Regions from separate parts of the Homo sapiens genome. Here region 2 is linked to region 1. Evidence: read pairs that join two places in POLR2A ChIA-PET (ENCODE). Cell type or tissue: PC-3. All regions are shown on one strand. Each heading gives the region's core, and the rest is flanking DNA. Links, peaks and the distances in the headings are about the cores only. Region 1 overlaps JPH2 (junctophilin 2). Region 2 holds the start of TTPAL (alpha tocopherol transfer protein like).

What was found. ChIA-PET counts read pairs that join two places held together with the same protein. Peaks named below come from ENCODE experiments on the same cell type or tissue, not always from the same donor. Only the 100,000 strongest peaks of a DNase experiment are listed, where the experiment ranks them.
Region 2: POLR2A ChIA-PET joins it to region 1 with 5 read pairs; 1 of 35 experiments calls an interaction of 5 or more read pairs at or near these places.

Annotation. Positions count from the first base shown.
Region 1 is chr20:44,167,577-44,178,841 of GRCh38, reverse strand. All of the region lies in intron 1 of JPH2 (junctophilin 2), which reads left to right. Among named protein-coding and RNA genes, the nearest start is that of JPH2, 14 kb to the left of the region's middle. RefSeq lists an enhancer at 961-1,461. In PC-3, for the core only: no CTCF peak of the experiment used is centred there; DNase peaks (open chromatin) are centred at 4,801, 5,511, 6,441 and 6,911; H3K4me3 peaks cover 1,446 bases; H3K27ac peaks cover 4,000 bases.
Region 2 is chr20:44,465,208-44,476,472 of GRCh38, reverse strand. TTPAL (alpha tocopherol transfer protein like) reads right to left here and starts at 599. Exons shown (of 5, transcript NM_001039199.3): 1 at 482-599. LINC01620 (long intergenic non-protein coding RNA 1620) reads left to right here and starts at 11,129. Exons shown (of 3, transcript NR_132343.1): 1 at 11,129-11,265. It also overlaps the pseudogene RPL37AP1. RefSeq lists a silencer at 494-623 and an enhancer at 714-803. In PC-3, for the core only: a CTCF peak has its summit at 4,847 (motif pointing right); a DNase peak (open chromatin) is centred at 4,872.

The sequences.
Region 1 (11,265 bases), core at 4,404-8,403:
TTTATTTATTTGCATAATAGAATATCTTTTCTGTTGATCAGTTTGTCTATCTTTATGCCAATGTCATGCTGCCTTGGTTACTGTAGCTTTATATTGTCATAAAATCAGAGTAAATTCTTCAACTTTGCTCTTCCTGTTCAAAATTGGATTATTCTGGATCATTTCCATTTTAAAACCAGCTTCTTCAGCCTGGGCAACAGAGTGAGACCCTGTCTCAAAAACAAAAACAAAACAAAACAAACAAAGAAAAGAAAACCAGCCTCTTGATTTCTGAAAAAGGCCTGCTGGGATTTTGATGAAGACTGTATTAAATCTATAGATCAGTTTGAGAGAATGGACATCTTATTAGCAGTGAGGCTTCCAACCCGTGAACATGGTATATATCCCTATTTGTTTAGGTTTTCTTTAATTTCACGCAGCAATGTTTTAGAGAATTCAATGTCTTACACATCTTTTGTTAATTTTATCCCTAGATATTTTATTTTCTGTGCTATTGTAAACGGCATTTAACATTTTATTTTTTCAATTGTTCACTGCTAGTTTATAGAAATACAACTATTTTTGTATATTGACTTTGAATTCTTTTACCTTGCTCAGTTAATTTCTTAGTTCTAGTGGATCTTTTTGTTTTTGTTTTTCAGGTGAAAAGGAATCTCTTTTAACTTAAAATAGTTTGACTGTTATTGAAAATCAAGTGTAGAGGCCCTGAGAGAATCTGATATTACTAAAGGAAGACATGTGATATTTAAGCAACTGAGACTTAGAGTAGGCAGATCTGGGTTCAAATCCCAGCTGTGCCGGTTCTTAACCATATGAACCTGGGTGCACCATGTAACCTCCCTGAGCTTCTGTTTCCTTTTTTCCTTTAGGGATGTGTTAAAATCGCCCTCAGAATATGGTCGAGACAATGAAACAAGACAATGAAGCACTGAGCATCATGCCTGGCACATAGGAAATGCCAAAATATATATTCCCGTATTTCCTTCACATTCCAAAGGGTGAATTAATTCAGGATGGCCTGAACCATAGCTGTCACTGTCTTCGGGAGGATATTTGAGGACAAAAACGAGTTTTTGACTTTGGAACAGTAAATAAGACAAGACTTTGATTCGCTTAGTTCTGCCTTGAGTCCTGCCAGTGTAGATGGAATCCATGCCAGACATGATTCCATTTCGAATGTAGAATCAGCATAATTTAACCTCATCTTGGAAATCTCATGTCCCAGTTCACAGCCAGGCATCAGCGTGACAGTCAGCTGAGCTGCTGTCTTGGCAGCTTCTGGGCATTCTATGGAGACCCCAGGAGAGCACAGCAGACCCTTAGCAGAACAGAAAAGCGGACCGTATTAGTCTTTCCTGTCCACGGCCTTGTTTTCAGTGATTCATGTGCCCGATTGGCCAAATCTCTGCAGACGTGCCCCTGTCCGAGGCCAGGCTTCTGGGATTCATCGAGCTTGCTTGTTTCCGGGACCTGCTAATTCCGTGCCCAGCAGCTGTTCCCCGGAGCAGGCCCTGCCCTCCACACCCTCATGAGGAATGCCGAGTCTCATTTTCTGAGGGCCCTGGTTGAGGGTGGGGTGTGGGGCGAGGGGGACAGGGTTGCTTCCTGCCATAGACTTCCTGCCTTGGAGGGTTATCCTTGTTCTCACCTATCCCTTCCCGAGCTGAAGCCACAGAGTAGGAGAGAAGTTAGGGCTGGCACACCTCCCTCCCGTGTAACTTTCACTCCCTGCTTAAAGGGAACTGATGAGAGTTGCCTGGCACAGATCTGTGCCTGGCAGAATCCACAGAGCAGCCCAGGTGTGCTAGGAACTCCAGAGTGACCCCTGCTCCAGGCCAGGAATGAGCACCTTGTGCCTGGAGGTCTTCCTGCCACTGCTGGCTGCCCATTGCTGTGGATGGGGTAGAGCTGGAGTCACACATGGAGGCTGGACAGCTGCATGCAGCCTGCAGGGGACACTCTGGATGGCATGTACCATGTTTTTATTATTTCTATTTTTAATTAAATTGGAATCCTTTATGGATACCTTTTTTTTCTTTTTCTTTTTTTTAACAGGGTCTTGCTCTGTCACCCAGGCTGGAGTGCAATGGTACAATCACGGCTCACTGCAGCCTCGACCTCCTGGGCTCAAGTGATCCTCCCACCCCAGCCTGCAAGTACCTAGGATTACAGGCACACATCACCATGCCTGGCTAATTTTTTTGTAGAGACGGGGTTTCTCCATGTTGCCCTGGCTGGTCTCAAACTTCTGAGCCCGAGCCATCCTCCTGCCTCAGCTTCCCAAATTGCTGGGATTATAGGCATGAGTCACTGTGCCCGGCCTATGGCTACCTTTTAACAAAGTGATCAAATTTAACATCATCAGTGACAGACAAACCTACAGTATGTACCCTTGATGGGATGTACAGAGAAGGCCAGCGCTTTAAGAGGCCAAGGCAGGAGGATTGCTTGAGCCCAGGAGTTCAAGACCAGCCTGGGCAACACAGTGAGACCCTATCTCTAAAAAAAAAAAAAAAAAAAAAAGACAGATAGGATCTGACCCATTTGATGAGATTCTTTTAGCTCTTGTGTTGAGAAAAGGCTGTTTTGGGAAAATAGGTATTAGGTGAGGGGAGGTGGCATGGAGACCTGGTAGTGAGTTTATTACATTATGACTGGTGAGAAGATGGTGGTTTGCACCACTACCTTGTAGTAGCAGAGGTGGTGAGAAGACACATTTTGAAGCAAAACTTATAGACTGGATAGGATTGAGAGAAAGAGGAGTTAAAGATGGTCCCAAGGCTTTTGCCTGAACCATGGAAGGATGGTGTTGCCATGAACTGAGATGGGGTGAGGGTTTGAGGAGGAAGGGTCAGGAGTTCAGTACTGGACACCATGGGTGAGAGATGCCTGTTGGAAGTGTCCATGGGCATTGGGTTTCTGGGCAGGCCTGTGCACAGGTAGGTGGGTCTCCTTTTAGACCCTCTCCCCTTGACCTTTCTTGCCTTCTGCACACACAATCATTTCTGCTCTCCAAGGCCCTTAGGGTTGCTGAGCTGACCCAAGGCCTGGAAATGGGCCTTTTCCCCAGGCCACAGGCTCCAGGGCTGTCAGCACCCAGGAGATGCCTCCTGGTTAATCCCCTGCTTCTGGGGGTGAGCCACGGGGCATCATCTGGGGCAGCAGCCTCTGGATGTAGGGGTGGTGGAGCCTTGCGGGCTCAGGGACTTGTCATCCACCCGCTGCAACCTGACCCTGCTCCTGGGAGCTGGTCCCAAATGCCGCCAGCTCCTCCGCTTCGGGTTGTCTGTTGGTGATCCCAGGAAACCAGAGACTATGGAGATTTGATGGACAGCGGCATTTGGAAGCCATGGGAAGGGACTTTGGTGCCAGCCTTGCAGGCGAGCCAGAGAGCAAGGCCTTGGGATTGTTACGGGAAAAATGTAACGCAGTCTAAATGCTCACCGAAGGGACTGTTAATTTATGAGACCATGCGATGAAGTACAACAGGACTTTAAAAAGACAGAGGTGGACCCACCTATATTCATACAGAAAGAAATCTAAGCCATTATAAGTGAACAAAAGCCATTTGGCAAATATTTATTGAGTGCCTGCTAGGTGCTAGGTAGTGTTCTCAGAGATGGGGTCAGTGGCAGACTGGTGAACAGCTAATCTTTTAGTCTATTTGTGATCAGTATACAGTTGCAAATTGGCAGGAAAAGGCCTAGAAGGATCTAAATCATTAACAGAAGTTACCCTGGGGAGACCGGACAAAGGTGTTTTCTTTTATATACTCTTCTCTTGTTTGGATTTTTTTTGCAATGAGCATATGACTTTTAAAATTTTGTTTTCTTTTTTTTTAATTTGAGACAGGGTCTCACTCTGTTACCCAGACTGGAGTGCAGGAGGGATCTTGGCCCACCGCAACCTCCACCCCTGCACGGGGGGCTCAAGCAATCCTCCCATGTCAGCCTCCTGAGTAGCTGGGACCACAGACGTGCACCACCACAACCGGCTACTTTTTTGTAGTTTCAGTAGAGACAGGGGTTGACCAGGCTGGTCTTGAACTCCTGAGCTCAAGAGATCCACCCACCTCAGCTTCCCAAAGTGCTGGGATTACAGCCCTGAGCCACCACACCTGGCTTACTGCAACCTCCGCTTCTTGGGTTCAAGCGATTCTCCTGCCTCAGCCTCCCGAGTAGCTGGGATTACAGGCAAGCGCCACCACACCTGGCTAATTTTTGTATTTTTAGTAGAGACGGGGTTTCACCATGTTGGACAGGCTGGTCGCGAACTCCTGACCTCAAGTGATCTGCCTGCCTTGGCCTCCCAAAGTGCTGGGATTGCAGGCGTGAGCCACTGCACCTGGCCCAACTTTTGCAATTTTTAAAAAGTGCTTCCTCCATACAAACAGTATTTACATGTAGACGTAATAAGGAGCCCTCAGGATGCAAAAAGGGTTGGGGGTGGGGGTGTCTAAGCACAGTTTTCCAGAATGTAGCCTCAGAATCCTGGATGGCCTCCCTTTGTTTCTCCCTACTCTGGGTACTCAGCTTTTCAATGCAAGGCAGCATTGAAAGAGCAATTGAGGCAAGGGACCTGTTCTTCAGTCCCAGCTGAGCTACTCCTGGGCTGTGTGGCCTTGGGCAGGTCCCTCTACCTCTCTGAGCCTAAGCTTCCTTCCCCGTATAATGAAGGAATAAGACTACACTTACCCATGAAGGTAAGCAGATTTTCTCACGCACAACACTGGCTAATTGGGTGTGGCTACCTGCGGAAGTGGTGAGTGGGGACTGTAGGCTATAGTGCTACTCAGCCTCATGACCCATTAGCAATGTCAGTTGTGGACACAGGATGGGGAATAAGTGGCCTATGTGATGGATTACTTATGGGCTTGGACTAGAAGATCTTATCATCGTCTGATGAATTGTTTGTTTGTTTGTTTGTTTTGAGTCGGAGTCTCTCTCAGTCGCCCAGGCTGGAGTGCAGTGGTACGATCTCGGCTAACTGCAACCTCCGTCTCCTGGGTTCAAGCAATTCTCTGCCTCAGCCTCCTGAGTAGCTGGGATTACAGGCATGCGCCACCACGCCAGGCTAATTTTTGTGTTTTTAGTAGAGACAGGATTTTGCCATGTTGGCCAGGATGGTCTTGAACTCCTGACCTCGTGACCCACCCACCTTGGCCTCCCAAAGTGCTAGGATTACAGGTGTAAGCCACAGCACCCAGCCTTTGTTTGTTTGTTGTATGGATAAAATTAACTTATTAGGACAATGGTATTATCGTAGAGGAAGAGTTTAATAAATGTAGGGCTAGTCAAGTGGGAAGATGGGGGTTTATTATTTAAATTTATGTCTCTGAAAGTTTGGAAGGTAGCATTTTTTAAGGATAGTTTGGCGGGCAGGGGGCTAGGGAGAGGGAAATGTTGATTGGTTGGATTGGGGATGAAATTATAGGAAGTCGAAGCTGGCTTTTTTATACTGAGGCAGTTTCGGGGTGGGGGTTATAGGACTGGTTGAATTAGTTTTTTGCTATGAGTCACAGGTCTGGGTAGAATCGTCAGAATGTAAAAGTTCAAAAAATATTTTAAAGGCCAATTTTAGGTTTTGACAGTAGTGATGTTATCTATAGGAGTCGCTGGGGAGGTTACAAGTTCTGTAACCTCTGGCTATATTTCTCTGGAGTCATAATTTTATAAAGGCAGTTTTGGTCACTGAGTAAAGAGGGGGTTAGTTTCAAGAAAGGACTGTTAATTATTTTTGTCTTAAACTATTAACTCAATTTTTGAATAGTTAGTTTGGTCTATGTCCAGGCATGAGTGAAGACAGTTAGCTTGTGAGGTTAGAAGTAAGATGGAGTCAGTTATATCGATTTTTTTTACTGTTAAATATTTTTATGTCAGATTTTTTTCACTGTCATAAGTTTTATAAAAGCGGTTTTAATCTCCAAGCTCCACTCCAGCTGTGACCTTCTCAGGATTGAAATATTCTCACTTGCACCACAGTTGAGGTTGTCTATGGCTGTGTGGCACATTTGCAATAGAAACCTGAGAGCTCATATTAAATATGGGTTATTGAGCTGGGCTTGGTGGCTCCTGTCTGTGATTGCAACACTTTGGGAGGTTGAGACAGGAGGATTGCTTGAGTCCAGGAGTTCAAGAGCAGCCTGGGCAACATAGCGAGACCACATCTCTACAAAAAATAAAATTAGCCAGCATGATGGTATGCACCTGTGGTCCCAGTTACTTGGGAGGCTGAGGTGGGAGGATCACTTTAGCCCAGGAGGTTGAGGCTGCAATGAGCTGTGATTGTGCCACTGCACTCCAGCTTGGATTACAGAGTGAGACTCTGTCTCGAAACGAAACAAAACAAAACAAAACAAAAAATATTTATATATACACACATACAGGTTACTAGAGCCAGCTCCTACTGGCTCATGAGAGCTCAGGAACTTTGCAGTCATGGTGGGGGTATTTACACAGTGGAAACTGACTAATAGTACAAACTGAGGTTGGTTGGTTGGTTTGTCCTAAAGAGCTGGTTTGCTACTATATCCTGACTATTGTACTAATATGAAATGCCCCTTTTTCCTTCTCACCCCAATTTAGGGTGATCAGCCATCTCAATTTGCCTGAAACTGCCCGGTATTAGCACTGAAAGTTCCACATCCCAGGAAACCTCTCAGACATAGGCAAACTGGGATGACTGGTCACCCTACAGTCTTTTCCCATGAAGTGAAAGGAGCCAACCTTTGTTGAGAGCCCGAGATCTCTGCTAGATAAACCATGTAATACAGCAACCTTGCAAAGGAAACTTGCTATGCTCACTTTACTGAGAGGAGACAGACTCAAAGAGACCTTATTCAAAGCCTGTGCTTATTAATGCATTTGACAGTATCTGTTGAATGTCTTCCATGTGTGAGTCCCTGCATGGAGTGCTGGGGATGCTGTGGTGGGCGAGTCAGACCTGTCCCTGCCCCCAAGTGCATGTATCTTAACAGCAGAGACCGGCATCTAACAATTACTTAAATACAAAATGTGATACATATTTTGAAGGAAAAATAGAAGAATTTATGAACTGATAACAGGGAAACCTGGTCTGGTCTGATAATCAGAGAAGGCGTCCTTGAGGAAGTGATGTTTGAGCTGAGATATGCAGGATGAATAGAGGTAAACTGGGTGACAGGGGAGGCCGCACAGGCAGGCAGAAGGGACAGCAAATGCAAAGGCTTGGAGGTGGGACCTGAGCATGCTGTGTTCCAGAAAAGGCTGGAGCACAGACTCAGAGAGAGAGAGTGGGGTGGACGAGGCTGGAGAGATTGGCAAAGCCCAGATCATGAGGGTTTTGTGGGTCACAGTGAGGAGCTTGAACTTCATCCTTCTAGTAGATTCTAGGCTACCCCTTCAGACACTCCTTAGGACCAGGGACACATTCCCCGAGCTGCCAGGAGTGTTAGCAGCTGACAGATCCTGGCTGGGTATTTCTCTCCAACAAAGGGAGCTGCCTCCTTCACATCTAATGACTGTAATGACCTGGCCCCCTTGCTTTGATTTTGGGCAACGCTGAAGGGCTATACCAGCTTAAATCCCCCTGGGATCAGTTGAATATTCTGTTGCAGATGTTCAGCTTCCTCCACTGCCAAATCCTGCTTCCTTCCTTACACGTGCTCTTCCTGAGAGCACTCCCCGCTAAATCTCCCACACATCATCTCAGCTTCAGAATCTTTTCCCTAGGGATCCTGACCTGAGACACTCCTCAAGGCACTGGGAAGTTACTGCAGGGTTTTGAGATGGGGAGTAACCTGCTGAGAGTTGCATCTTATGAAGAAGATGAGTGGCAGCAGCAAAGGGTCAACTGAAGTGGGGGGCAGGGAGGATACTACTGTCATCATCGAGGGAGAAAAGGATGTGGCTTGGACTAGACAGATAGGGTGGAGACCAAGAGAATTAAGGAGTATCGCAGTGCGTCATCATGAGAGTCATTTAAATTCTTAGTTTCAGTTTTTCCAATTGTAACATCGAAATGATGATGCCTGTATCTGTTAGGATACTTTCTTATCTATTCATTTTAACAATATATTGAGCAAAATTAAAGAGATATTCAGAGTCAGGTCTATCTGAAGACCATGTGATTTCCATTATTCTTTGCTACCTCCAAAGCTGTCTTAGCCCTGGCTTACTTTCTCTGGGATGCTGGGTCCATAGTCTTTATCAAGGTGGGTTAGAGCCAAGCTATGAGTCCCTTATAATCAGGAGCATCTGTGTGGTGTCTGTGGCATGGGCATGTGTGCTGACCACAGTGAGCATTTCTGGTTCACCTGGTCTGATCTTGGTATGCTTGGACAAGAGCCATTAACCCCTGGACTCTCTGATGCTCACTCTGTATCTGCCATGCTCCATCTTAAACACTGTCTGAAATTTGTTGATGACACTTCTATGGGCCACCCAAAGATCTTATGCCAACATCTGGTACTATGTGAGAGGACTTGGAGAAGGATCAGCGATGGCTGGTAGACAAAACAGGCAAGATAAAGACAAGAGAGCTGCCATGGGAAGTAAGAAGTGATAAATGTCTTGGGCAATGAGAATTTGGAGGAAGGAAGGTGGTTCCCTGAAGGAGGTGGTTTGAAACTGGGCTATGAAGGATTTGGGAAGACAAGGCTGAGAAAGTGACTTGGAACCAGGTCATGAAGGAACTGGACTATCAGGTAAGGACTTCTATAGGCAATGGGGACTCCTAGAAAGGAGCTAGTCCTCGTTCCTTCTCTCCATCTCTGTTCAGTTCTCCAGTGTGTTAGTCTGCTTTCTGTTACTTATAACAGAATACCTGAAACTGTGTAGTTTATAAGAAACAAAATGTATTTCCTAGAGTTCTGGAGGCTAGGCAGTCCAAGGTCAAGGGGTCATATCAGGAGTGGCATTCTTACTGGTGGAGACTCTCTGCAGAGTCCCAAGGTGGCACAGGGTGTCATGTGATGAGAGGGCCGAGTGTGCTAGCTCAGATCTCTCTTCCTCTTCTTATAAAGCCACCAGCCCCACTCCCATAACCAATTAAACCATGAATCCATGAGTGGATTAATCACCTCTTAAAGGCCCCACCTCTCAATACTGCCACATTGGGGATTAAGTTTCAATTTGAGCTTTTTAGGGGGACAAACATTAAACCGTAGCACCGAGGCACACTGATCTTCCAACCTCAGATAGTTCCCTGGAAATAGGAAGGTGTCACTGGCCAGATGGGATGGTGTTCTCAGTGTCCATTCTGTATTTGGAGGCAGAATCCTGGTCTGGCCCATATGTCTCTTTGATGTCTCAAACTGGATTCTGGATCTCCCAGCTTTTCCTTGGTGTCTTAGTCAATTTTGTGTTGCTGTAAAAGAATACCTGAGGGCCAGGCGTGGTGGCTCATGCCTGTAATCCCAGCACTTTGGGAGGCCAAGGCAGGCGGATCATGAGGTCAGGAGTTCGAGACTAGCCTGGCCAATACAGTGAAAAACCCCGTCTCTACTAAAACTACAAAAAATTAGCTGGGCATGGTGGCAGGAACCTGTAGTCCCAGCTACTTGGGAGGCTGAGGCAGGAGAATTGCTTAAACCCAGGAGGCGGTGGTTGCAGTGAGCCAAGATCACACTACTGCACTCCAGCCTGGGCAACAGAGAAAGACTCTATCTCAAAAAAAAAAAAAAAAAAAAATACCCAAGGCCAGGTAATTTACAAAGAAAAAAGGTTTATTTGATTAACGATTCTGGTGGCTGGAAAGTTCAAGGTGGAGCATCTACCTCTGATAAGGGCCTCAGGCTGCTTCCACTCATGGCAGAAGGTGAAGGGGAGCTGGTGTGTGCAGAGATCACATGGCAAGAGTGGAAGCAAGAGTGAGAGTGAAAAGGTGCCAGGCTCTTTGTAACAACCAGCTCTTGTGGGAATTAACAGAGCAGAAACTCACTCACCCCCAAGGGAGGGCATTAATCTATTCATGAGGGATCTGCCCCCATGACCCAAACACCTCCCATTAGTCCCCACCTCCAACACTGAGGATAACATTTCAACATGAAGTTTGGAGGGGACAAACATCTGAACCATAGCACTTGCATTTCCGAAATGGTCACGCTTTCTTCAGAGCTGAGATTTGGGTGAGAATTTTGGAACTTTTAACTTGTAAGGGAAGTTCTCATATTCTTAGAGGTGAAAGCACTAGTCAGGACGCTTGGCTGTGATTGCCAACAACTGCCACATTGTGTTAATATGAGCAAGTCATTAAAATTCTTAGTTTCGGCTTTTCCAACTGTAAAATCAAAATGATGTTACCTGTATCCATTAAGATACTCTTTTGTCTGCAGGTCAAGGAAAACCCTAACTCCAAATGACTTAAACCAGAACTTTCTAATGGAAGTATAATATGAACTATGTATGTAACTTAAAAATTTTTAGTAGCCATATTTAAAAAGGTGAAACCAATTTTAATAATACATTTTATTTAACTCATTATCCACAATATTTTTTTTGTGTGTAAACAATATACAATCATTAATGAGATATTTTCCATTCTTTTTGTGTGAATTTTTAAAAATTCTGGAATATTCAAAATCTGAGTATTCCAGAGCACAAACATGCTTTCTTACAAACAACTTACAAACCGGGCAGAAAATTGGAGCTGGTCTCATTTTCTTCCTGAGCTCTCTCTGTCTTCTGTGTGGCTCCTTTTCATCTTTCCAGTTAATCCTTTCTGGGCAAAGACTCTGACCTGTCAAAAATCTAGGGTTTATTGAACACTTACTATATCCTAGGCACTGAGCTAGCTGCCTCACACACAGTTTATTTAATCTTCAACCCACCCTCCCCACTCCCTGCCACTCAAGACCTGGGGCATCACCTCTCATCTGGACTGCTGCCATGGCTGCATTTATTTCTGTGATTGGTTAATTATATTTAGTCTATCCCTGGCACAAGACTCTGAGCCCCTTGCTGGCAGCGATCATGTCCACTTAGTTCACGGCTGTATCCCAGCACCTAGCTAGAAGAATGCATGGTCTTCATCTAGCTTGTCAAATGCAAAGGGTTGTATGAACAACCAGATGAAGAAGGTATCATGATTTCCATTTTACAGAATGACAAACTGAGGCTCCGCAGGCTTAAATAGTTTATGCATGTCTTAGAACTATTCAACGTCAGAGTTTAGACTTAAATCCCTGTTATTCTATACTCACCAGAAGAGCAACTGCAAGGAGAAGGCTATATTTAGGTTTTATTAATTTCGGGAGTCCTATCGGGGGGACAGGACCGTATTTTTGCC
Region 2 (11,265 bases), core at 2,774-6,773, 300 kb before region 1:
CCGGTGAGGCAGAGCAAGGATGCGTCTAGCCCCACCCTGGGCTTCTAATCTGTACCCTCCACCTGGAGCTTCATGTTGACTCTCCAGGGACTCAGCAGTGCCGAGCGCTCAGCAGGACTCAGTCACAGGCTGGTGAATGAGCTGACAGGCGGACATATGAGTGAGATGCAGACACCATTGGTAACGGTGAAGCCAAAGATCTCCCCCACCTGGAGCCCATCCTTTCTGGAGCATCACTTTCCTTTCCACCCCTTCCTCTCAACAAGGAGAGGTCAGGAAGCCATCTCTCCTAGAGCCCCCGAGACCCCATATCCCGTGGACAACCTTCCGAGGCCCCCACTTCCGGCTGTCACCCCCTCCCCAGGTGTCCCCATTTCCTGGGGTCTCTCGCTCCTCTGGTCCCCACTTCCGGTTATCCTTCCCTCTCAGGGGTCCCTCTCCTCAGCTCCCAGGGCACACGGATGGGCTCGCGGGCACTCACCGGCCCGACTACGGGCGGAGCGCGGGTCAATCGGCGGCGGGAGCCTCGTCCGGCAGCGCACGCAGAACCGACCCGCACTCCCTGCCCGGCCTGCCCGGCCTCTCGCGCCGGAAGTGACGATCCAGGGCGTGGGAGGCGGGGCTCCGCCTAGGAGCGCGCATGTGCGACGCCTCCCCGCGGCGTTGGTGTTCAGTCCCCACCTGGCTGCCGGAGCTCCGAGCTGCGGACCTGGAGTGGCTGGGAGGAGCTGGGGCACCAGCCGCTTGTCAAACCCGGCTTATAGATGGGGAAACTGAGGCTCAGAGAAGGAAGGAAAGAAGCTGCCATTTTCCAAGAACATGCTAACATGTACCTGTTGTTTAACATCCATGATCTCATTAACTCCTCATATTTATGCAATTCCCCTATTTCAGGAAAGGGAAACTGGCAATCAAGGCAGTAAAGGGCTTCAAACCCGGACCTCAGGATTAGCATTCTAGACTTCCCCCCACTATGGCTGCTATCAGGACTAGCTGCTCCAAAAAGGGAGACTCCAAACCAGGGGACATCTGTCTGTCATTAACTGAGTGACCTGGAGCAAGTCCCCATTCCTTCTTGTGCTTCCGTTTCCTTACCTGAAACCTGATTCTTGCTCTGGAGCCTGATTCAATAATTACTTTTTTCCTGCTTTGGGGTTCATTACGTTCCCTCCAGACAAAGGCTTTACTAACTCCCACCCCAGTCCATTAAGATCCGCCCGCAAGTATTTTGTGCAACTGCAACTTTGAGGCAAATCTCCTAGGTCCCTCTGAGGCAGAACCTCTGGTGGTCCAGGAGAACTCTGAGCCTAAAGAAACGACCTTAAACAGTCTTTTCATTTTCCTACCCCAGGGGCAAGAGGAGTCCCAAGAAGATGGGAAGTGACCCATGAGGGCCACAAGAACGTGGCAGTTTCTGCCAGATTGAGGGGCAGGGGGCAGCAGTATGGAGGCGACCTGGGAATCATGAGTTTTGACTCCTGCTCTCAGTTTCATCACTTCTAAGATTGACAGACAAAATATATAACATTCACTACAGTTTGAATTTCAGATAAACATTTAAGCATGTTCCTTTCCAAACACACACACACATACACACAGATAAGTGTGTCCTATGCAACATTTGGGACACATTTATACTTTAAAAATTGTTGTTTATAGGAAATTCAAATATGACTACTGGGCATCCTGGATTTTGTTTTGTTTGCTAAATCTATGTATTATTTTCCTGTTACTGTTACAAGGAATTACTGCAAACTTCATGGATTGAAACAACACAGATATATTCTCTTGCAGTTCTCTAGGTCAAAAGTCTAAAATCAAGGTGTTGGCAAGGCTGCATTCTTTTGGGGATTTGGAGGAAGCATCAGTTCCTTTCCTTTTACAGTTTGTAGAGGCCACCTGCATTCCTTAGCTTATGGCCCCTTCTTCAAATCACCTCAACCTCTGGCTTCTGTTGTCACCTCTACTACTGACTGATCCTCCTGCTTCCCTCTTCTTATAAGGACTCTTGGGATTACATTGGGCTCAGCCAGATAATCCAGGATAATCTTACCATCTCAAGATCCTTACATTAATCACATCTGTGAGATCTTTTAAAACGTAAGGTAAGGCCGGGTGCAGTGGCTCACGCCTGGAATCCCAGCACTTTGGGAGGCTGAAGCAGGTGGATCACTTGAGATCAGGAGTATGATGAGACCACCCCAGCCAACATGGTGAAACCCTGTCTCTACTAAAAATACAAAAATTAGTTGGGCGTGGTGGCACACGCCTGTAATCCGAGGCCCCCACTTCCGGCTGTCACACCCAACTATGCGGGAGCCTGAGGCAGGAGAATCACTTGAACCCAGGAGGCAGAGGTTGCAGTGAGCCGAGATCATGCCACTGCCCTCCAGCCTGGGCGACAGAGCGAGACTCTGTCTCAAAAAGAAAACCCCCCAAAACAGCCGGATGTGGTGGCTCATGCCTATAATCTCAGCACTTTGAGAAGCCAAGGCAGGTGGATCACCTGAGTTCAGGAGTTCGAGACCAGCCTGGCCAACCTGGTGAAACCCTGTCTCTACTAAAAATACAAAAATTAGCCAGGCCTGTAATCCCAGCCACCTGGGAGGCTGCCTGGGCTCAAGCCATTCTCCTGCGCCCTGCCAAATGGCAGCTCTTGTGGCAAAGGGTGAGGGATGACCCTGTCCTAACCAGGCTGTCCTAGGTATTGGAATAAATTCACCCCTCTCCTTAACCCAAACCTAGGACCTACTACTGGTACCTGGAGCCCAGATGGCAATCCTAGATGTTGCCAGCAGGAGAAGAACTTGGTCTCAAGGGCAGGGCAGGGAGAGGATTCAGAGATGCCCCAGAAATCCCTGCCTCTTCCCTCAACTGAGGGCCATTATTTCTTGTTCCTCTTGGTATTACATTTTAGAGAACCAGATTATATCAGGATTAGAACATCTCCGATAAACAATGACAACAAAAAGAGTTTCTGCTTTTTGAATTATATATACCAGGCACTGTGCTTGTATGATCTTAATTTCACCTTACAATGACCCTGTGAACAGCGAGCTAGGATTGTCCCATTTACAGAAGAGGAAACTAAAATCCAGAAAGAGGCCAGGCTTGGTGGCTCATGCCTGTAATCCCAGCAATTTGGGAGGCCAAAGTGGTGGATCACTTGAGGTCAGGAGTTTGAGACCAGCCTGGCCAACATGGTGAAATCCCGTGTCTACTAAAAATACAAACATTAACCAGGCATGGTGGCAGGCGCCTGTAATCCCAGCTACTCTGGAGGCTGAGGCAGGAGAATCACCTGAACCCGGGAGGTGGAGGTTGCAGTCAGTCAAGATTGTGCCATTGCACTCCAGGCCGGGCAACAGAGCGAGACTCCATCTCAAAAAATAATAATAAAATAAAATAATGTAAAATATTCAGAAAGAGAAAGTCTCCTAAGGGCTCAAGATATGAAAGAGAGAGCTAGGTATCAATTCAAGCCTGTATGACACCATGGTCCCAAATTTTACTTTGTCCTAAAGGTCATGTAGCCCTGTCTCTGTTTCTACAGGTTGGGAAAAAGGATCAGAGAAGGACAAAAAATTGCCCAAAGTCACATGATGACTAAGTGTTTGAGCTGGTATTTGATGTCTGTCTTCTCTGCCTTGGACACTCAGAATTTATGGAGTCTGAACAACCTCTTGAAAAGACTCATTTCCTTATGTATAAAATGGGGATATGGCCTTTGTTTAGAGGGGATCCTTGGGAGGATGTCATAGAACGGCATGTGCAGGTCGAGCACGGTGGCTCACATCTGTAACCCCAGCACTGTGGGAGGCTGAGGCGGGCGGATCACTTGAGGCTAGGAGTTTGAGACCAGCCTGGCCAACAGGGTGAAACCCTGTCTCTACTAAAAACACAAAAAAACAAGCTGGGTGTGGTGGCACACGCCTGTAATCCCAGCTACTCAGGAGGCTGAGGCAGGAGAATCGCTTGTACCGGGGGGCAGAGGTTGCAGTAAGCCGAGATCATGCCACTGCACTCCAGCCCGGGCAACAGAGTGAGACTCTGTCTCAAAAAAAAAAAAGAATGGCATGTGCAGAGTTCTGGCACATTGTATCATGAAATGTCTGTTTATCGGTGATGATCACCCCCTCTCAAGCAGAAAGATCACCAGGGGGCGGCTTGCCCTGTGTCTTGGTTTGGAAGGTTTCAAACATCTTGCTCTCCTCGTTTCATCCAGCCTCTGAAGAAAAAAATCTTGACATTGCATTGCATACCTGCTGGAGGAGGCTAGACATGCCTGAGCTGTCTCTGTTCAGGGCCTGTGATTCTGAGCTCAGAAAATCTCCTAGGACCAGCCTTAGTATTGATTCTAAGGTAAGGCTTATTTAGTTTTATTTATTTTCTTTTTATTTTTTTTTGAGATGGAGTCCCACTCTGTCACCCGGGCTGGAGTGCAGTGGCACAATCTCGACTCTGTGCAACCTGTACCCCCTGGGTTCCAGCGATTCTCCTGCCTCAGCTTCCCTAGTAGCTGGGGCTACAGGTGTGTACCACTACGCGCGGCTAATTTTTGTATTTTTAGTAGAGACGGGTTTCACCATGTTGGCCAGGCTAGTCTCAAACTCCTGACCTCAGATGATCTGCCTGCCTCAGCCTCCCAAAGTGCTGGGATTACAGGAGTGAGCCACCGTGCCCTGCCTGGCAAGGCTTATTTAGGATGGCACCACAGTATAGGGCATAATTTCTCAACATTAGCACTATTGACATTTGGAGCTGGAAAAGTCTTTGTTTCGGGGGCATGGGAGAGATGTTGTCCTGTAGGATGTTTAATGTCATTCCTAGGCTTTACCCACTAGATGACAGTAGCACTCCACATTCACAGTGATAAAAACCAAAGGTATCTCCAGACATTGCCAAATACCAGCTGGGAGACAAAGCTGCTCTGAATTAAGAACTAGTGTGGGAGAAAGAATGTTAGGTTCTGGTCAGACAGACCTGAGTCTAAAGCCTGTGTCACTTACCAGCTGTGTAACAATGGAACAGTTATCTGTCTCTCCAACCCTTGGTTTCATCAACCATAAAATCCTATACTAACTGCTACCAGTCACTGAATGCTTTCATTGGTACAGTGATAAGCTCTTTGCATGGATAGTTTCATTTGATTGTCAATAACAGAATCATGGGACCAGGCACGGTGGCTCACGCCTGTAATCCCAGCACTTTGGGAGGCTGAGGCAGGAGGATGACTTGAGGCCAGGATTTCAAGACCAGCCTGGCCAACATGGTGAAACACCATCTCTCCTAAAAATACAAAAATTAGCTGGGTGTGGTGGTGGGTGCCTGTAATCCCAGCTGCTCAGGAGGCAGAAGCAGGAGAATCGTTTGAACCCGGCAGGTGGAGGTTGCAGTGAGCCGAGATCGTGCCATTGCGCTCCAGCCTAAACAACAGAGCAAGACTCCACCTCAAAAAACAAACAAAAAAGCCCCCCACCAAACCCCCCAGAATCCTGTAAAGACACTGACCAGTGGAAATAGGGAGGAAGATGAGGAGGGAGTGGTCCATATCAGGCATCTTCTCTGTACCTTGCATGAAAGCAGGTGACCTCACATGCATCTCTGCGCTGTCACTGGCTGTGTGATCTTGGGCAAATCACATTTCCCCTGGGGCTCAGTTTCCTCATTGGTGAAAATAATACCAGCTGGGGAATTCTGGAAAGATGGAGGCAATAATGCCTAGCATAGATTTGAATATCCCCAAATCCCCAAATAAAAATAGAAAAAAATTCATAAACACATTTACAACAAAACTAAGTGACAAGGCATCTTCATGAACTCCAAAAAACGTGTGGGGACAAATCACCAACAGCTACAAGGCCTGCATGCCATTGGCATCTCTGTGCAGTAGAAACAGAAGGGAAGCAGCAAGGTGTCTGGCGGGCCTGAGACATGGAGAGTGCTAAAATTGCAACATGTATTCACGTGTTGTTGGGAAAACAGCAGCTGAAACTGGAAAGCGTTTGCCAACTCCAGTAGTGGGCGAGTGTAAGGTGTTTGCCACACAACCTAAGGTTTAAAGGAGTTTTTAACCCCTGTGAATTACTGAGTCATTTTAACCAGTAATTATAGCATCTTTCCATTTTATCAGCCCCTGTATCCTTGAAAATGAAAGATTCCAAGTGTGGAAGAAAGGAACTACAGGTGTAATACAGAATAGATTCCATAAACATCCTATAAAACTCTATTTACATTGGATATATCAATGTGAACTCGAAACTATTTTTAAAGGAAATGTATATGCGTGTATTCATATATATAATACCTAGTTCTAGCTATTAAAAAGACTTAAACCATAATCAATCTTGTAGCAATGAGCATATCTTGCACCCAGATAATAGTTTTGATTAATACAAATAAAAAGACTTCTTGAAGAAATTACTCATTCCAGATCTGTAGCAGGAAATATACAAAATAAGCCTGGAATATCTTGTCACGCCAATTAACAAGGAAGCTATCGAAGGCTACCAGGGTCACACCAAAAGGACTTACAAGCCAGCCTGTGGATGAAACAATTTTAGCTGCAACAAAGACAATACTTGCAGTTGATTGAAACTTATCAAATATGTTTAGCCGGGAGTGGCGGCTCACGCCTGTAATGCCAGCACTTTGGGAGGCTGAGGCGGGCGGATCACCTGAGGTCCGGAGTTCGAGACCAGCCTGACCAACATGGAGAAACTCCGTCTCTACTAAAATACAAAAATTAGCCAGGTATGATGGTGGGTGCCTGTAATCCCAGCTACTGGGGAGGCTGAGACAGGAGAATCTGTTGAACACGGTAGACGGTGGTTGCAGTGAGCCAAGAAAGATCATGCCACTGCCTGGGCGGTTGAGCGAGACTCCATCTCAACAAAAAATAAATAAATAAAAATAAAAAGTGGACTCAACTAAACAATAACATCTAGGAATGCACACTCAGATGATTAAGTCATGAAGAAATGCAAGGAAGTAATTAATAGTCGGATTAGTGATTATTTTGGGGGGATGGGCTGTGATTGGTATGGAGTACCTGGTGAGGTGGGGAGGGGAACCCTGAGGTGGCTGAAAAAATTCTGTATTTTGACCGGGGTGGTGGTTACAGGGTGTTTGCCTTGATATAACTCACTAAGCTACAATTTTTTTTTTTTGAGATAGTGTCTCACTTTGTTGCCTGGGGTGGAGTACAGTAGTGTGATCTCAGCTCACTGTGGCCTCAGACCTCCCTAGACTCAAGTAATCCTCCTGCTTCAGCCTCCTGAGTAACTGGGGCTACAGGTACGTGCCAACCATGCCTGGCTAATTTATGTATTTTTCGTAGAGATGGCATTTCAGGTTTTGCCATGTTCCCCAGGTTGGTCTCAAACTCCTGAGCTCAAGTGATCTACTCACCTCGGCTTCTCAAAGTGGTGGGATTACAGGTGTAAGCCACTGCACCTGGCTGCTACAAATTTAATTTGTGTGGTTTTCTGCAACTGTTTTGCTCTATAATATAAAGGTTTTAAAAAATGAGGACAGCAACACTTACTTCACACTATGTGTGTGTGCATATGTGTGTTTACATGTACATATACATGTATCTAAATGTATGGTTTCTGTTAGCACCAGGTATGTAGGTAGATGCTCACTAAATATGACTTCCATGTGAATTTTGTTCAAAACACTGACCCGTGTGATTTCAGCACCATTACCGACATTACTAACTTGTGTGGCTAATTAAAAATAGTTCATGCTTCCCAACTGGGGCAGAGACTGGAAAAATAAAACAAAATAAAAAATCGTTAATGGTTATTAGGTGATACTATGTGCCAGGCACTGTTTCCAGTGCAACTAATCTAATTGAATCCTTATAACTGTATTATGATTATTCCCATTTTACAGAGAAGAAAACTGAGGCTTAGAGACTTTCCCTGTGGCCACACAGGAGGTGGCAGGGCAGCCTGTTTTGTTTTGTATTATTTTGTTTTGAGGCAGCGTCTCACTCTGTGGCCCAGGCTGGAGTGCAGTGGCACAATCTTGGCTCACTGCAACCTCTGCCTCCTGGGTTCAGGCTATTCTCTTGCCTCAGTCTCCTGAGTAGCTGGGATTACAGGGACATGCCACCACGCCCAGCTAATTTTATTTGCATTTTTAGTAGAGATGGGGTTTCGCCATATTGGCCAGGTTGGTCTCGAATTCCTGGCCTCAAGTGAGCCACCCGCCTTGGCCTCCCAAAGTGCTAGGATTACAGGCATGAGCCACCGCACCTGGCCAGTAGCCTGGTTTGGAACCCAGGCAGTCTGGCTTTCAGCTCTGCCCTCTCATCCACTGTAGCATATGTACCATACTGTTTTTTACTTGGTGTCTAGTGCCCCTGTTTGCAATAATAACTCCCCCTTATGGAGTGCCTGCTAATATGTGTGCCATTCTTTGACATTCACTACCCGAATCTCACATCAACCCTGGAAGGTGAAGGTACTTGTTAGTCTGCATTTGGTGGCTAGGAAAACTAGAACTCAGAGAGCTGAAAAACTTGCTCAAAGTAACAGAGTAAGTAAATGGCAGTAAGTGATGGAGGAGGAGTTTGAATTGGGGACGGGGAGGGTTCATACTCTGACCCTTGGGATTCTAAAGAACAAAGTGTCCTATACTCTTAAACAGATGCTCATCTGATGGGTCTGACCCAGTTTGAGGTCATGCGTTGCCCAACCAGTGGTCCGGAGCCTGGCTTGGCTTGAGAAGTGTCCAGACGCAGGCTGGGGGAAGTCAGAGGCTTCGCAAACACCAGACATGTTTGACCCCAATCAGAGGGTCGTGCAAAGCTTGTGACCCCGGGCCTGGGGTTCCCTAAGGAGCGAGAGACTCCTGTTTCTCCATGTGCCAGCCTTGTGCTCACAAGCTGCAGAATCAGGTCCTAGAACGAAGCTGGCCACCTCTCGGGACAGGGTAAAGAGATGCCCATGGGTTGGCTGTGCAGATTTCCCAGAAGTGGGAAGAACCTGGCTGTGTTTTTGTGGTCACACATTGATTTCCTAACCTGAGTCAGCATGGCTGCTTGGAGGTACAGTATGTCCTCTCTGTTCCCAGGGGCCCTGGATCCCAGCCTGGCTGAAGCATTTCCAAAACAGGGCCTGGAATAGTGAGGGAAACGGAAGGGGTGGAGATCCCAAATCCCCTCCGTCAGTACCAGCCACCCACCGTTGTATTAAAAACGCCCAGCATGGACTGAGTTCTTACCAGGTGCCAGGTCCCGTGCTAAGCATGTCATATGTATTCACTTAACTAACCTTACAGAGATGCAATGGAGTAGAGGCTCTTCCATTTAACAAAGGAGTAAACAGACTCAGAGAAGCCACATCACTTGTAAATGGTCCCACGGAGATGGAATTTGCAGGTCTGTGATTGTGGAATTCTGGAGTGTTAGCTCCGCAAATTCACTACTTCACTCAGCCCTCACCACAAACCCCCACCCAGTAAGGTGCTGCCACCCGCAGTAAGGATATGAAAAAACTGAGGCTGGGGGTGGTGGACATGACTTGTAAGATGTTTCTAGAAAGCTCTGCTGTGACAACCAGTAACTGTTTTTTAAAAGCCCAGTCCAACTCTCTGGGCTCGGACCTAGTTCGCGGTGACATGGCCAAACCTACCAAGAAAGTCGGGATCGTCGGTAAATACGGGACCCGCTATGGGGCCTCCCTCTGGAAAATGGTGAAGAAAGTTGAAATCAGCCAGCAGGCCAAGTACACTTGCTCTTTCTGTGGCAAAACCAAGATGAAGAGATGAGCTGCGGGGATCTGGCACTGTGGTTCCCGCGTGAAGACAGTGGCTGGCGGTGCCTGGACATACAATACCACCTCCGCTATCACGGTAAAGTCCGCCATCAGAAGCCTGAAGGAGTTGAAAGACCAGTAGACGCTCCTCTACTCTTTGAGACATCACTGGCCTGTAATAAATGGGTTAATTTACGTAACAACAACAACAACAAAAAAGAGCCCAGTCCAAACCCACAGCTGCTAAAATTTGGCCATGGCTACCCAAAACCCCCACATTTACTATTACCCCTATACCCACCACATTCTCCTAGGATGGGAAGAGGAAGCAAAGAGTTCTTTGGTGACCATCTCCCTGGAAGGGTGGAATGGGGTCATGGGGGCTCTTCCATGAGAGGGGCCACTATATGTAGAGAATAATGTGTGGCCATTATGAGGGGGCCCAGTGGTCTCATGTGGGCATGGACATCTAGAGGCTGAGAGAAACGGGCTGCCTGGCTGAACTGGTGAAGGAGCCAGTGTGGGCGTGCTAAGGTAAGCCACATTCCCAGGACTTTCGGAGTACAGGCTGCTGGCTGGAGTGTTTCCCATGGGCCAGTGTTGGCAGAGAGCACCTACAAGGGGTCCTCTTGGGTCCTGTCCCCTAGAGCCTCCTGGAGGGGCAGAGGTGTGGCAGCAGCAAGAAGCTTGAGTTGGATGTTGGGTTCCTAAGGGCTGACGAAGGACTTGCAAGGGACCCCTATGAGGAGAGATGCATCCCCCAAGGTTAAGAGTGAGAGGGCCCCTGTGACAGTGGCCATCTCCATGGAGCCCACGACAGAAAGGGGCAGCTTGAAGCCAGCCAGGATGGTGGCAGCTCAAGGGAGACCCTTCCTCTCCCCTTGCCATCTCCAACACCCCCCACTGTACCCCACGGGTGGGTGAGGGAAGGAGAGATAGAGAAGGAGTCACCCACACCACCTCCCTGAAGCAGGCCTGAGGGTGAGGGGAGAAGGTTTAAACCCAAATCAAATTGGGAATTTTGGTTAGAAGCTTGACTGGACATTCTCATTTCTAAATTGAGGTTGTGTTTGTGACCTAAAGTGACCATAGAATTGCCTGTTTCCTCAGAACAAGCAGAAGAATAATGGGGAGATTTCACCCAGTGGCAGGGAAAATGTTTCTCTACCAAATACATCTTAGAAAGGACACTGGGAGATACAAATTAAGGTATGCTTTGATTATGTCACAGGCTGGGTTTGTTCAACATGCTGGTCTCAGTGAGAAGGAGGATTCTCCAAAACAAGTCTAGGAAGTGAATGTTCCAGAATGTTCTAGAACTTGATTCATTAGGCAGGCAAGAAGTGTGCCTCTGGGAACCTCTTGAGCCCTTCATGGGCTAGCACACCAACACCATCCCCCCAGATGCTTCAGTTGTTGGCTTCGAATGGCTTACTATTTCCATTTCTACGGAGAACTGCCATCTCAGGAATCACCTCACCCTGGAGTTTATTCCCCT